2 separate regions of the Homo sapiens genome follow, and region 2 is linked to region 1. Evidence: read pairs that join two places in POLR2A ChIA-PET (ENCODE). Cell type or tissue: GM12878. All regions are shown on one strand.

Region 1 (8,000 bases):
CATGTGGATCACCTGAGGTCAGGGGTTCAAGACCAGCCTGGCCAACATGGTGGAACCCTGTCTCTACTAAAAATACAAAAATTAGCCAGGTGGGGTGGCAGGCGCCTGGAATCCCAGCTACCTGGGAGGCTGAGGCAGGAGAATTGCTGAATCTGGGAGGTGGAGGTTGCGGTGAGCTGAGATCGTGCCACTGCAATCCAGCCTGGGTGACAGAATGAGACTCCGTTTCAAAAAAAAAAGAAATAAAAAAGAAAAGAAAATGATCGACTTTATAAGCTTAGTAAATAGAGGCTCAGGGCACAGAACAATTCTCCTTTGCTGATGGATCCAGTGCCTGGGAGCCAGTCCCCCACCAGGCTTGCGTTCCAGCGTCCTCAGCTATGCGTCCCTCCGGAGGCTGAGTCAGGACTGGGAAGTCTCTTATTGGCACAAAGGAAGCCATGCTGAGAAGCTCCGCTGGCTGAGTAATTGTGCTTCCCTCTGCCTCTCTCACCCATGCTGCAAGAGCCTAATGAGCAGCCTGGCTGGAGGACCCCCCTAGAAGCCACCTGCCCTGCTGTCTCAAGATTAATGGAATCAAGTGAGGCAGCAAAAATGCCATGACAGAACCTTATGCTGCCAATCCTCTCGGTGTTATTTAACTAAAGAAACCGTAAACAAAAACGAAGAAGAAGAAAACAGCTGGTGGTATAATCCTGCTCTATTCTTCATGAGAAAGAGAAAGGGGAAGAGAGTTCTGATTTTCATATCTGAGAGGTTTCTCTTGGCTGAAACTTCTAGGGAAGCTTCTACATATGCATAGTTGTAACTCCAACTTTATTGTGAAATGTTAGAGCTGGGATTCAGCTGTAGCCCCTCCCTCTCGAAGGTGGCCTTTTGTGACCTCCAGAGCTCTACTTCAAACAACTCAATTTCAGGGATTTCATAGCTCTTTATAAACCAAGCAGTGAGTAGTAGCACATTCTATTCCTCCTGATTCAAGAGAAGAGAAATCAAGGCACTGAATAAACACAGGCCGTTTGGTGTGGTCAGGGCCTAAAAGTACAGAAGCAGAGTCTGACATTTGAGTTATATCCATTGGCAAACAATACTCACTATTTCTTGACAAATTTCAGGTTTTGCTCTTGAGAGAGGAACTGTAGTTGGCGACTTTGTTTGTTCAAAGACATGGAATCAGGCACTCAAAAGTGCCCTCGATAATGCTGGAGTTTGCAAGAGAGGACACAAAATGGAAAAGTCAAGAATGTTAATGGCTAAGGCAGATGAACAGGTTATTCACTTTCTTTTTGAACTCTGTGCCTACCCACCTTCTGGGGATTATATTCTCCATCCTGAGAAAGCAAATTGGCCATGCTTTATAGCCCAAATACTGGCTGGCAGTCTCATTTGAGGAATTTGTTTGTCTTGCTGTCAAGCTTGCGTTCTGAGCTAAATAGGCCAGAAAGGGTGAAGAATACTGTAGAAACACAGGCTAAACCCAGGGTGAAATTATTACAATGTAAAATATCCCTTTTAAGAAAGGGGCAAATTCTAAAAATTCTGTTCTGGATTTCTGGAATTACAGATCAATGATAAAGGGTGACTGATTCATGATGTGACAAGTTAGCACCCAGCTTCTCCCAATAAATGCCATCCAGACCTTCTTTTTGTGGCGGGGGGTGGGGGGGGGGAAGGCTTTTTCCCCCTTCATACATAATACTTACAATAAAATTATTTAGACATTCAAATACCAGAACTTTTGTGGCTTAATACCAACTGCTTTTTTTAGTTAATAAAAACTATCATTTACAGAATATTTACTATGTGCCAGGAATTACACTGAATTAGGACTTTACATAAATGATCGAATTGAATCTTCATAATCCTATGAAAAAGTAATATCTGTCAGGCCTCTGAGCCCAAGCCAAGCCATCGCATCCCTTGTGACTTGCACGTATACATCCAGATGGCCTAAAGTAACTGAAGATCCACAAAAGAAGTAAAAACAGCCTTAACTGATGACATCCCACCATTGTGATTTGTTCCTGCCCTACCCTAACTGATCAATGTACTTTGTAATCTCCCCCACCCTTAAGAAGGTACTTTGTAATCTCCCCCACCCTTAAGAAGGTTCTTTGTAATTCTCCCCACCCTTGAGAATGTACTTTGTGAGATCCACCCCTGTCCACAAAACATTGCTCTTAACTTCACCGCCCATCCCAAAACCTGTAAGAACTAATGATAATCCATCTCCCTTCGCTGACTCTCTTTTCGGACTCAGCCCACCTGCACCCAGGTGAAATAAACAGCTTTATTGCTCACACAAAGCCTGTTTGGTGGTCTCCTCACATGGACGCGCATGAAACTATCCCTGTTTTACAGATGAGAAAACCGAAGCACGAAGAGGATTAGTAATGTGGCTAAAATGGTGCAGCCAAAGTGTGGCAGAGCTAGGACCCAAACCTAGGGATCTGAGCCAAAGGCTCAGGTTTTGACCTCTTAGCGCCTTAAGGCTCACTGATTGAAGTGTGAACTCTGCAGTGAGTTTCTGTTATTCCATACCTCACTCTGTCTCTGGGCTCCAACTCTACTTCTTTTATTCAGAATTTTAGGTTCTTTATTTAGGAGCCTGTAGAGTTCAGGCAACTTGAATCTGAGCATGTCTTCCTTGCAGTGAGAATTCCCCAGTTCCCACATACCAGGAGCACAAACCTGACTTTGTACTTCCTGTGCCTTCTACATGTCTTTGTTTCCGTTCAGGCCAGCACCAATTAACTGGATTAATTAAGCATAATACAAACTAGACGAGCTGAAGCTCAAAGTAAATTAATGAAGAGCCTATTCTATCAATCTAGGCAAATATTGGAAAAGTACTTATGGGCCTTGTTCTCTCAAATGAGGACTGAGGTCTGGGTGCTAAACAAAGCTCAGGTCCCATAAAATCCCTAGGTGTAACTTTTCCCATTAGTATTCTCACTGATTTAGAATGGTTGTTATTCCAGCCTCACCCCCACCTCTTCTCTCCAGCCCTTAGCAATTTATTTTCCTTTTTAAAGATTTTCTTTTTAACAATCTCCACACTGGCTTTTACCACCAAATGAAAGGAAACTTTTTTCTTGGAACTTTGTTGCTTTTTCAAAATATAGCCCTGAAAGTCTGATACTCGAATCTTATGTTTCTAGTATATTAACTAGATCCTTCCTATGCCATAATTGTGGCCAGGTGCCTGGATTGGGAAGAGGACTGAGAAAGGCACTTACCTATAAGGTTAAGATTACAGGCCCATCAACAGGGTAGTGGCTAAACAAACTGTAGTTTTATATGATAAATATAATAGCATAGTTAAAAATGAGACATAAAGTAAGTTCTAACATGGTGCAGCAAAAATACACAGTGTATTTTTTTACTTCATTTATGTAAGGGGCAATCACCAAGCAATACCATATATATATCTTTTCCCTGTGGGTACACACACATGGGTGTACGTGAATATAACAACATTTGAAAGATGCATTCAAATCCATACCGATACCCCCAGGAGGAAGAGAACATGAAGCTACTAAGAATGTGCAAGAATAAGCAAAACAGAATTTAAGCCTTATACATGTTGTTTTAATGTGAAAAGGAAAATGTATTCATGTATTTCTTATATCATTAAAAAAATAATTTTAAAAAAGGTAAAATAACTTCAGCTTTAGAGAAGGTCACTGCAGCCCCCAAATAGGATACTTCTACTTATTTCTTGGTACATCATAAAATCCCTTACAGCCTTTATATAATTAAAATCAGAATCCAAATGTAAGTGTCTCTAGACTACGTGACAAGGAGAGCTCACCTCCTGGTAGAATGTAAATGAGTGACAGTGTTTCCTTGAGATGAAGTTTTGTTTGGGAGATGTTAGGGCTGCAGGCTCAGAGCTGAGGAAGCCTCAGTTTTGCTGGGGATGTGATACTCTTAGCTAGTTTTGTAAGTTCACCTGGGGATTGCCCTAGTTAAGGGCTCAATCTCTGAGGGGAATTTTTTTTAGTTTTAGAATTTTTTTTTTTTTTTTAAACAGAGTCTTGCTCTGTTGCCCAGGCTGGAGTGCAATGGTGTGATCTCGGCTCACCGCAACCTCCGCCTCCCCGGTTCAAGTGATTCTCCTGCCTCAGTTTCCCGAGTAGCTGGGATTACAGGTGCCTTCACCACGCCTGGCTAATTTTTGTGTTTTTATTAGAGACAGGGTTTCACCATGCTGGCCAGGCTGGTCTCGAACTCCCGACCTCAGGTGATCTGCCCGCCTCGGCCTCCCTAAGTGCTGGGATTACAGGCGTGAGCCACCGCGCCCGGCCCAGTTTTAAATTTTTTTTTTGGCTGGCATCTACATCCAGCACCCTGTCCACACAGCTTACCTCTGTGGTAAGTTTTTAGAGTACAGACAGTTCAGACACTTCTTGGGAAGCCAAAGCAAAACAAAACATCAAGCCAAGAAACAACCCCACTGCAGCGGTGAGAATATGTCTCATTATTGACTTTAACAATTTGTGAATTCTTAGGACCAAGAACATAAGTCATTGCAGTTGAAAATCGAAACCTGCTGTGGCTTGCATTTAGCACCCAGGCTGCCAAAGGACCAGGCCTGTGGGGATTCCCTGTGAAAATGATGTGGCCTGAAGCACGTAGCTCCGCGTGCTCCCTGCTCCGTGTGCTTAAGTGCCTCTGGGCTGGGCTGGCCTGCCGTGGCCATACCACCTGTAGGGGATTTTCTTACGAAATCTAAGCTGTGGGAAATGGGAAATTGCGTAAAAATCTGGGTTGGGTGATTTAAAAAAAAAGCAGGGGCTGGGCATAGGCAGTAATATAAGGCAAGATGGCTAAGGAAGAAGGTGGGCAGCGGAGCCGGTGAAGGAAGCCGCAGGCGCGGATGGAGGCGAAGAGATCAGGAGCAGTAAAGGAACACTCTCTTCCCCAGTCAGCTGGGATACGGATTTTGTAAGGCCTAGGGACTTTGTCTTTGGAGGTCCTGTCTCCATAAGGTAACATTAAAAATGAAAGTTTACGAGTGTGCTGCTATAAAGACAAACTTATGATGTTCTATATTAAAATACACCTAAGAATTCTTTTTTATTTTCTGCTAATCTTAAAGAAATTAGAAGATTTTTGTGGAGCTCCCCTTTTCTGCAAAGGATCGTGGGTCCTAGGCACTATCGTACTGCATCTAATGGAGAAGTCACCCTTGTCCCCAAAAGAATGGCATCTTGTTTGTTTCCTCCTATAAATAAATTTATCCCTGATTTCCAAGAACTCATAACCTAGATCATCTCTGATTTCACATTTCCTGCTGCTCTTATAGCTGCCCCCTGCTCAGGAAGATAAATAAATAAATAAATAAGACATAGGACAATTTCTAAATCAGAGTTTAATGGTCTTTGAATCTTAAAGGATTTATCAAGATAAGGTAGGAAATCAACTACCTTTTATGAGTAACTGCTATGTGCTGGTGTCATTTAATTTACGTAAGTTCCTATGAGTTAGAAATTGTCTCTCTTTTAAAGGGCCTTTCACAAAGGACCTAGGTATGTTGGTAACATGCTTGAAGTCATTCAACCAGAGAGGGTTAGAGCTGAGTCTGGAGCTCAGCCTGTCTGTCACCTCTGCTACACTTGCTGCTCCCTTTGCTTAGAACATTCTCCCCTGTTCCCCCCCTCCCCACCCCGCACCCCTACTTCCTTGTTATGACTGTGGCTGACATAAATAAATAAGACACAGGTCCATTTTAAAATCAGTTTAATGGCGTTTGAATTTCGAAGTGTTTATAAAGATAAGATAGAAAATCAGGGCTTTCCTTCAAGGCTGTTTGTGGCAAGCACCCTCAGATGGCAACCACTAGGTCATTCTCCATCATATCACACCACAGTGGTGCCCAACATTGCCTTTACAGCCATCTGGCATTCCTTGTTTATTTCTCTCTTATCTATGTGTTTATACTGTGTTTCAGTTTGTCTGTTTCTCCCCATTTCTAACCCCAGACTCAAGTGTATGGACCCCATGACAGCAAGGGTCTTTCCTTCCTGCTTTACTGCATGCCTGGCACACAGCCCGTGTTCAATAAGCATTTGTTGACTGAATGACTCAGAATCCAAAGCCTGTATGCACTGTAGGGGAAGAAAAATATATTTTTCTCATCCATCACTAGGTTCATGGATGAGGCCCCTGTAACAAAAGATAAATTAATGAGTGGAAAACATATACACACTTAGTTATTGGAAGTTTAACATGACACAGGAGTCTTTAAAGGAAATGAAGGCCTGAAGAAATGAGAAAGCTGGTGTATTTTTATGGTAGATTTTTGATGAAGAAGTGGATAGTTATGAAGAAGTATGATTGGGTAAAAAAAAAGTATGATTTAATGGTAATAAACTGTGTGTGGGAGGGTACTTAGCATGGACTGTTTGTTCAGATTCTTCTCTGTGACCCTTTTTCTTCAGAAATAAGGATGTTCTTTCCTACCAGTATTGGGAGGGCACAGTTCACATGAGGGTCTTGTGATCTCCTTCAGAGGAGGGTCAGAAAATTCTTCCTAGGTTTTAGGACCTGCTTTAGGGGAGAAGAGCAGGAGAAGGCGAGGGTGACCTTCCTGCTTCTGCTGTTTTCTCAAATGCCAAGGTGCCGTACTTTGGGGCAGCTTGTCCTGAACTCCATCAGCACATTAGCACATTATTACCACTGTGCACTGCTTCTCTGGATGGCTTGCTTTCTTTCTTCTTCTTTTTTTTTAATTTAAATTTTCTTTACTTAAAACGCAGCCAATTTTAAATTGAGATAATGTGACTCAATGAACAGGAAGCACAGGCTCAAAGTTCACAAGCTACATGAATTTGAAGAAATTGCTTAACCTCCTTATGGTTCGATTTCTTAAAATAAAACAAGGATGACAGAACAATGCCTCCCAGTCTAAATATAAGAGATAATAGAAAAACAAAACGTACCCTTATGGTGTACAAATAATAACATTAATCGAGGTTAACACAGCACAGTCAGTGTTGCTGTCATGGAATACTACAGGAGATTGCTCACCACCAGCATTATTACATAAGAAGTATTACAGTAAGCAGTGAGCTCAGAGATTGTCTATTACGAGATACTTTTTGGAGAGAGCATTGAAAAGGCAGATAGAAACAATGACTCAGCCAGTATTACTCATCTCTGAAGCAAAGAGCTGTGGGCTCCCGGTGTTGGGTTTGCATCCAGTGTTGACATCACTAAATGCTGCAGGAGGACTCCTGTGGTCTGAGTCCTGTTCATTTAGGAGATAAGACTCTCCAAAGAACTGGGTAATTTGCTGCGAGGACAAAAAAACCAAACACCGCATGTTCTCACTCATAGGTGGGAGTTGAACAATGAGAACACTTGGACAGAGGAGGGGAACATCACACACCGGGGCCGTTGTGGGGTCGGGGGAGTGGGGAGGGATAGCATTAGGAGATATACCTAATGTAAATGAGAAGTTAATGGGTGCAGCACACCAACATGGCACATGTATACATATGTAACAAACCTGCACGTTGTGCACATGTACCCTAGAACTTGAAGTATATATAAAAAAAAAAGAATTGGGTAATATGGGGGGCTTCTCTAGTTCTGCTGTATAACTTAACCAAGTCTGATAGCCAGACACCAGAATTTGTACTACAAAATTTTTTTCGGTGCCAAAAGGATGATATGAGAACAAGAGTCTAGGCTGACACTTCTGTCCACAGGCTTTTTCTTTAAAGTTGGAACTCTTTTGGCCAGGGCCAGTGGCTCATGCCTGTAATCCCAGCAGTTTGGGAGGCTGAGGCGGGTGGATCACAAGGTCAGGAGTTTGAGACCAGCCTGGCCAATATGGTGAAACCCTGTCTCTACTAAAAATACAAAAAAAAAAAAAAAAAAAAAAAAAAAAAAATTAGCTGGGCGTGGCCGGGGGCAGTGGCTCACACCTGTAATTCCAGCACTTTGGGAGGCCAAGGTGGGCGGATCACCTGAGGTCGGGAGTTCGAAAC
Region 2 (8,000 bases), 120 kb after region 1:
TGTAGTGAGTTAACATTTGAAAAAATAATCAGAATGCTTAGACATATAACCAAATTTTTCTTCAGCAGACACATTTAAAAGTATCCCTCTCTAAAATTTTGAGCCAAAGAGAAAAATTTTGGCCTATGGGTTTTTATCTAAAAAAATAGTTGTGCTGTTATTTGTATCTAACAGTTTTTAATAAATCCAACGCAACAGAATTTTAAGTGGCTATTATTGATGTGTCAAAGATAAATAGTAAGATTTTTTTAGATCAAAGAAGTTTAAAATCTTTTGGGTGTATAAGACAAATATGCCAAAAATAATAATTTTTGATTTTTTTTTTTGTTTGGCCAGCAGTGTCTTTCTCCTCCAGCTTATTTCCTCAACAACCTCAGAGAATGGGGCAGAGACATAGTATATCAGTTAGCTATTGCTGCATAACAAATGACCCCACAACTCAGTAATTGAACCTGACAATAATTTCTTCCCAATCATGTGTTTGCAAATCAACCGGGAATCTGCTGTACTTGGCTGAGGAGTTCTGATTCAAGCCTAGAGTCCAGTTGCATTTGACTTTTTGATATAGGTTGTGCTCAGCTGTGCTTCATCTATATTCATTCTACAGCACAGAATAAATGGCATCACCTATCCAATTGCAATTGCAGAGGCATAAGAGTGCAAGTGAAAATATAACACATGAGGCTCTTGAAAGCCTAGGTTGAGCACAGTCAGCTCTCAGTTCTGCCCACAGGCCATTGCCCAAAACAAATCAAATGGCCAGATCCCAAGTTAAGAGGCAAGGAAGTACACTTCACTGCTAGAGTGTGAAAGACTGCACTGTTACCTGGCAAAGCATAGAGATTCAAAAAAAGGATGAAGAAATGGGGCCAGGAACTCATTCTACCACATTAAAGTAGGTTGAGAGTTATGTGCAGGACACAAAAGTACACTAGATCTAATTTTTAAGAATTTTTCACCATATGGGTCAATAGGAAAGAAAGAAGGAAATGGTAAGGAAATATCAAATTGTGAATTTCTCCAGGAGGCATATATTCTAATACACCTTTCAGAATTTTGCAAGAATCTCTTGTTCAGTTGTAAGCACCACTGGATAGTATTTTGAACACTTCAAAATAAACTGTTTCAGTGAAGCTGAAATGTACTAATTTTGAATACTTAGCCATCTGGAGCATTAGATGCTTAATTACAGCTGAAAACTCATGAATGAACAGTGTGAGGCAGTTTTTCTTTCCAGTGGATCCCAACTGTGTTTGTCTTCATTCTCAGGAGAGGAAAAAAGGGGAAATATGCCAGTGGTTATATTATGCCGTTTCTTGGGCTTTTTCTTTTCTTCTCTTTTTATGTATGCCTGTCTTAAAAATATCATCAAGCCATACCAAGATCTTGTACCTTTTCATAATACATCAGCTACAAATGCATCTGTCTGTTATGTGAAGTAATAATGGTCATTGAAGATTGTTTTATTATGTCAACCAATAAACTCAGTTTCTCATTTAAACTCAATTTCCTCAAAGCTTGCATGTTTTATATATTTTTGGAGCACATTTCTCCCTATTTGATGTATTCAAAACTCTTAACTAACTACAATTATAAAAAGAAAAGAATCGATGGTTCTATTTTCATTGTGAGAAACACAATTCGCTTAGAATAATTGAGCTAAGAAATTAAGAACTTAAGTACGGACTTTACTAATCTCCTTTCTCCATTTCCTCCTGAACATATTAAAGGTCAGTAAAAGCCAACTCTGCAAACACTATGTAAGGCACTTAAGGTACCTTCAGCCTTGGCCAGGTAGTTCAGAACTTGCAGATGTAGTTTAAGGCTCTTCTTTGCTATCAAAGTGCTTGTAGTTTGTTTGAGAGGCAAAGTAGTGGTATGAAATAGTCAACTGCAAATCTAGCACTATATTATATGCTACATTTCTTGGTATTAGAGGGAACCTCTCTTTCTCCACCCTGTGTTAATTAGCTCTGTCCTCACCTTCTTCATCTCTCAGTACACCCGCTTATATCCTTCAGAGCACTTATCACAGTTTCTGGTTCTATATTTGCATATGTGTTTATTGCCTGTAGGCCCCATTAGGTTGTAAGCTCTAATGGCAGGTGCCTTGTCCAATTTATCCACTGATAGATACCCTGTGCTTCACATGGGGGTTAGCCTTTGTACATTCTGTTGAACGGATGACTGAATGAATGAGTGGAAGGAAGGAAGGAAGGAAGAAAAGAAAGAAAGAAAGAAAGAAAGAAAGAAAGAAAGAAAGAAAGAAAGAAAAGAAAGAAAGAAAGAAAGGTCTCTGTTGAAGTAAAATAATTTAGAGGACTTTAATTTGAGATTTAGTTTGCTAGAATGAAGACCCATACTTGAGGATTTGTTGCTGTTGTTCTGGGGATATGATGTGTTAGATGGAAGAAGAAAGGGCAGTCAGGTAAGCAGATATGATAAAAATGCGTGTGCCCATCCTACTCTTCTGCCACCCAGCATGTTTGGGAGCTGGGCCAGCTCTAATGACACAATTCTCTACCTTAAGGAACAGAGGGAGAGAGAGAGAGAGAGAGAGACTGACTGTGTCCACTCTGGTCTCAGAATTCTGATTCTGAAAGGTAGCTCTTGGTCAGTCGTGTGTGGTAATAATAGGAGAACCTCATTCGTGAGCATGTAATTTTATCAGCAGGTACTGTTTACAAAGCACTGTCAATATGCCATGTCCTGTGGTTAAGTGCTTACACAGTGTAATCTCTGATTGTGAACAACAGCCCTAAGTGGTAGTTATTACTACTGAGCCCATTTTACATCAAGGTGACTAAGGATCAGGAGAAGACAAGTGGCAGTGAAGTGTCTTGGCTGAGATTTGAAGTCAGTTCTGTCTAACTGGAGTTCATGCTCAGAGCCCATGCTTCTCTCAAGGAAAAAAGAAGGAAAAGAAAACTATAATCCATTTTTTCTTCTGGTAGACTTAATTTGAATACCTTTCCTTCTTGTGCATGAAAACAACCTCAAGACAGTTACTTAATCATTTAATCAATCCATGGTTACTGAACTTCTAGGTCTTTGGGATACAAAGATTCACTCATTCACTTAGCCAACAAATGGTTTGTGAGCACCATTGTGTCCTAAGTACCAATCTAGGAACTTACAGTTTATCCACAAATAACAGCCAAAGATCCTGCTCTTAGGAAGCTTATGTTCTAGATAAGGAAACAAACCATAACCAATAAACAGACTAATAAGTGAATCATAGCGTGTTTTAAAAGATATTAGCTAAGATTGCCAGGCTTGATGGCTCATGCCTGTAATCCCAGCACTTTGGTAGGATGAGGTGTGAAGATCACCTGAGGTCAGGAGTTAAAGGCCAGCCTGGACAACATGGTGAAACCCTGTTTTTACTAAAAATATTTTAAAAAATTAGTCGGGCATGGTGGTGCTTGCCTGTAGTCCCAGCTACATGGGAGCCTGAGGCAGGAGAATCACTTAAACCCTGGAGATGGAGGTTGCAGTGAGCCAAGATTGTGCTACTGCACTCCAGCCTGGGTGACAGAGCGAGACTCCGCCTCAAAAAAAAAAAAAAAAAAAAAAAGAAAAGAAAGAAAGAAAGAAAGAAAGAAAGAAAACCAAAAAAACCCAAAAATAAGAGGTATTAGCCAAGATCGAAAATAGAAAATGTTATAGGGACTGGCAAGAAGGTCAGGGAAGGTGGAAGTCTAGGTTGCAAATTTAAAGAGAGATTTCAGGAGAGGTCTCAGCAAGAAGCTGATGTTTGAGCAAAGTGAACCATGAGATCTCTGGGGGAGGAATGGGCCAGGCGGAGGAAACAGCTGCTGCAAAGCCTTTAATGTGGAGTACGGACATCTTGTAGTAAGGTTAAGTCACTGCTTTCCAGGAGCTGACACTCAGGGAGAAAGAGGTAAACAAACGAACAAAGTAATTATAAATAATTATAGTTGAGGGTAGTAAGTCTTAAAGAGAAGGTGTGTGCCTAGTGTTATGAGAGCTCAGAAGTGGAGGGACTGACTGCCTGGGGGCATTTGGCAGGGCCTTGCTGAGGAGATGATAATGTCATTTTTTGCTAAAATAGACGAAGTTTTTCAGATTGGCCGAGGGAGGATTGACAGAGACGTAAAAGAAGCTCGATGGAGCATCGCGTGCTCAGTAAGCAAGAAGTTGCCTTGCCTGAAGCCAGAAGTTGAATGGACAAGAGATTGATAGGTTGGAAATGGAGATTAAGGTCAGATTGTACAGAGCCTCGCTTACTGCTAGAAGAAAATTTAATGTCTTGAAAATGATATGGAGGCTCTAAGAAATTAAACCACAGTTGGGGGAGGCATTTACGTAAATAAGAAAATTGGGGTTTAGAGAGGTTAAGAAACTTCTTGGGCCACAGAACTACTAAGTGGTGGAGCCAGGATTTAAGTCCAAGCTTGTTTGACCTGAGAACCCTGTGATAACAGAAGAATTCCCCCTGCTGAATTCCCCGTTAGTTATTGCAGAACAGAGAACTTTGTGAAGCCAGGTGCTTTTCTTGTAAGGGGAGCCTGGTCAGAAGTTGCCTTGCTTTTGGGAAGTCCAGAATCCACTCTGCCTAGAACTCTACTTTTTCAGAAAGTCAAGAATTCCTGTCATCAGTTATTTTACCAATGCTTACATCAAAGTCATCACAAAATTTTCTCCTTTTTAATAGCTGAGTACGCGGTAACACAGATATATTAAGTAACTTCATTGAATTCAACCAGCAAGTCACTCTCAGACCTGAATGAGAAGGAGACTAAGCAAGCTGAAATGAAAATACAACATAAATGTATCCAGTCAGCAGGAATATGTTAGGCCCTATTTTTAGGAGTTAGAGCTACATATAAAAACAATTATGCTGAACAAACTTAAATTTGATGTTTAAACTCAAAGGGGCATTGAAATTAGATGAATAAATATTATATCCATGGTACAGTATAATCACAGATGGTTTTCTTTCTGTTTTCTGGAAAGATAAATGTAGAAGCTACGGCTATAACACTTTGCTTTGCAGGCATATATTTATGTCATGACTATTATAGAAAGGTAATATGTTACCCTGAACTTTGTGTCTTTTTGATTTGTTAATGTAAGTATGAATGTACATAAATCTAAAATAAGGCCTGCAATAATATCCCCATTGTTTTTCTTTTTCTTGTTATTTTCTTCGTGCATGGCTGTGGGTGTATATGTGTATGTATGTTCTAGGGAATGATTTAAAAAGTACCAAATGATCAGAATATACTTTTTTTAATTTGAGAAGATGATCACATTTTGGTATAGTTGTGGTAGATTCATGGGGTATCATGAATCTAAATAACAACATATTATTTAGGACAGGTAAAAATAGGTTTCTTGTCCAGGCATGGTGGCTCACGCCTGTAATCCCAGCACTTTGGGAGGCTGAGGTGTGCGGATCACCTGAGGCCAGGAGTTCAAGACCAGCCTGGCCAACACAATGAAACTCAGTCTCTACTAAAAATACAAAAATTAGCTGGGCGTTGTGGCAGGCACCTGTAATCCCAGCTACTCAGAAGGCTGAGGCAGGAGAATTGCTTGAACCTGGGAGGCAGAGGTTGCAGTGAGCCGTGATCGCACCACTGCATTCCAGCCTGGGCAACAGAGGGAGGCTGTGTCTCAAAATAAAATAGATTTCTCAAATTCAGTCACTTAAATAACAAAAATGTTTATCTCTTTCTCATACAAGGTTCGGGTTGAGAATTCAGTTCTAGTGAAGCTCTTCACTACACAGCGATTGAGAAATCAAGGCTGTTGGCTGCTTGGACATCTTTAATGTGCGGCTTCCAGGTAGGTCATTCTGAGTGTTGCCATCACAGTCAACCTAAACTGGGAAAGAGAATGGAGGAGTGCACGTGCAAATCATTTATGGTCCAGATTTGGAGGTGGTACACATCACCTCTGCTAACATGTCAAAGGAGAGAGCTCAATCATATGCCACGCCTAACTGCTATGTAGTTTTGGGCCAGAAGAAGGGGAATATGTATTTTGGTGGACAGCTAACTGACTTAACTGCTAACACCCCTTTATGGCTTTATTTGCTGATGGAGAATGATTCCAGAAGAAAAAAGCATCCTACCTTTACTTACCACAGATTCTGTCCACTAAATAATCATATTCATGAAACCTCAAATCCCCAAATTCAGTATCAACTCTCTTGACTTGAATTTCTCACTTATTACCTTTCCCATGCTTTAAGTCAATTTAAAGGACATTTTTTATTGATACAGTTGATTCACATTCAAGCTGATACTAACTGGCAATTATCAACCAGTGACTCTAACTTTAGCAGGGATCATAAACACCTGGTGTAATGTGCAAATTCTACACCCTAACCCCACAAAGTTTCAGATTTAGTATGTCTAGAATAGAACCTGGTATTTATTTGTTTTTTTTTTTGTTTTTTTGTTTTTTTGTTTTTTTTTTAGACAGAGTCTGTCTCTGTCACTCAGGCTGGAGTGCAGTGGCCTGAACACAGCTTACTGCACCCTACCTCATCCTCCTGAGCTTAAGCAATCCTTCCACCTAGCTGAGACCACAAGTGTGCACCAACACACCTGGCTAATTTTTTTTTTTTTTTTTTCAGTAGAGATGAGGTTTCTCCATGTTGCCCAAGTTGTTCTAGAACTCCTGGCCTCCCAAAGTGCTGGGATTACAGGCATAAGCCACTGCACCCGACCCTGATATTTTCATTTCTAACAAATTTCACATGATACTGATTCTGCTGATCTGGGACCACACTTTGAGAATAACTACCCTAGACTTTTGCAATGATGCCTGAATTTTTCTCTGCTTACACTTTTGCCTACCTCCTTACAGCAAAACCATCCTTCCTTGAACCCAAGAGGACTTAAAGATATCTGCTCACCTTCTGTAAGGCAAACTGAAACTTCTATTTGAGCTGGTGTTTTTGCTAAAATTGTGCTCTCCAATCATATTTAATTGGACAAGTAACTGTGATTTGATTTATTGCAGATCTGAAGGACCACTCTTGCCCTCCCACTATCCAAGACTTCTTTTTAGCGTAGGTTTTCTTGTCATACACTCCAAATTTGGATTTGCTCGTCTAAACCTCTGGCTCACATATGATATTTAAAGAGTCTTACTCAAAGCCTTCAAAGTGCTCCCTTCACTTCTCTAGCAAGTGGCATCACTCAGAAAGTTGTATTTTTGTATCAAATGTCTAGCTTGTCTGGGACTTTTAAACAATGTTTAAGAACTAGCAACCTTTGCTAGTTTTGTTGAATACCTACCATTCTTTATGTATCCCAAAGATACATATACTTTGCTACAAAGATACATTACTTCTTTATGTATCTTTGGGATACATAAAAAATGGTAGGCACACTATTTTTTTTAATGGCTCCACATCTTGATCTTTGTTCATTATTCAAAATTACATGCTTATTATTGGGCATTGCAGGCTGCCTCTATAACCCAACATTTATCACATATTTAAAAATTTGGTTCTTTTTTTTTGCTTCCAAAATAGTTATCTCAGGCAAACAGGAATCCATGAGAACTACAGTCATATCTTTTGACCCAATTTGTCTGCTGACTTCTCTTGGTGATTCAGTGTAAAACACTACAGGTGCTAATCTGCCTGGGGCAGGAAAGTACAAAACAGATTTGATACAACAGTTTCAAGGCTTACAGGTAATTAACTCAGCATGATTTAGCTGGATTTGTACCAAGCATTTGTTTGCCCATGCTGAGAAAACTAATACTTTGTCTCTTTCATCAGTGGATCTCAAAACAGTTTGCAAACATTAATTAATGCTTATCACACATCTCGTCATCCCCATTTCCAGATGAGGAAACTGAGCAGTAGAAGCTAGAAAGTGATTTGCCTGCAGTCTTGCAGCTGGGCCCAGTGGAGTGCAGAGTAGAACACGGTTTTTGGTTTTTTGACCTTGGGGTCATACTTCTTCTTGTTGACGGAAGAGCTGACACCATACTCTTAAATAGGGACAACC

The links. ChIA-PET counts read pairs that join two places held together with the same protein. Peaks named below come from ENCODE experiments on the same cell type or tissue, not always from the same donor. Only the 100,000 strongest peaks of a DNase experiment are listed, where the experiment ranks them.
Region 2: POLR2A ChIA-PET joins it to region 1 with 12 read pairs; 2 of 35 experiments call an interaction of 5 or more read pairs at or near these places.

Annotation. Positions count from the first base shown.
Region 1 is chr5:116,759,588-116,767,587 of GRCh38, forward strand. It overlaps LINC02214 (long intergenic non-protein coding RNA 2214), which reads right to left and starts at 2,622. Exons shown (of 4, transcript NR_104678.1): 1 at 2,542-2,622; 2 at 1,308-1,428; 3 at 1,096-1,202. LOC105379133 (a long non-coding RNA gene) reads left to right here and starts at 4,847. Exons shown (of 4, transcript XR_948689.3): 1 at 4,847-4,994. RefSeq lists enhancers at 4,359-4,408, 4,419-4,578, 4,689-4,978. In GM12878, no CTCF peak of the experiment used is centred here; DNase peaks (open chromatin) are centred at 3,884, 4,584, 5,564 and 7,134; H3K4me3 peaks cover 3,347 bases; H3K27ac peaks cover 3,795 bases.
Region 2 is chr5:116,879,613-116,887,612 of GRCh38, forward strand. No RefSeq gene overlaps it. Among named protein-coding and RNA genes, the nearest start is that of LINC02214, 120 kb to the left of the region's middle. In GM12878, no CTCF peak of the experiment used is centred here; DNase peaks (open chromatin) are centred at 719, 4,499 and 6,349; H3K27ac peaks cover 868 bases.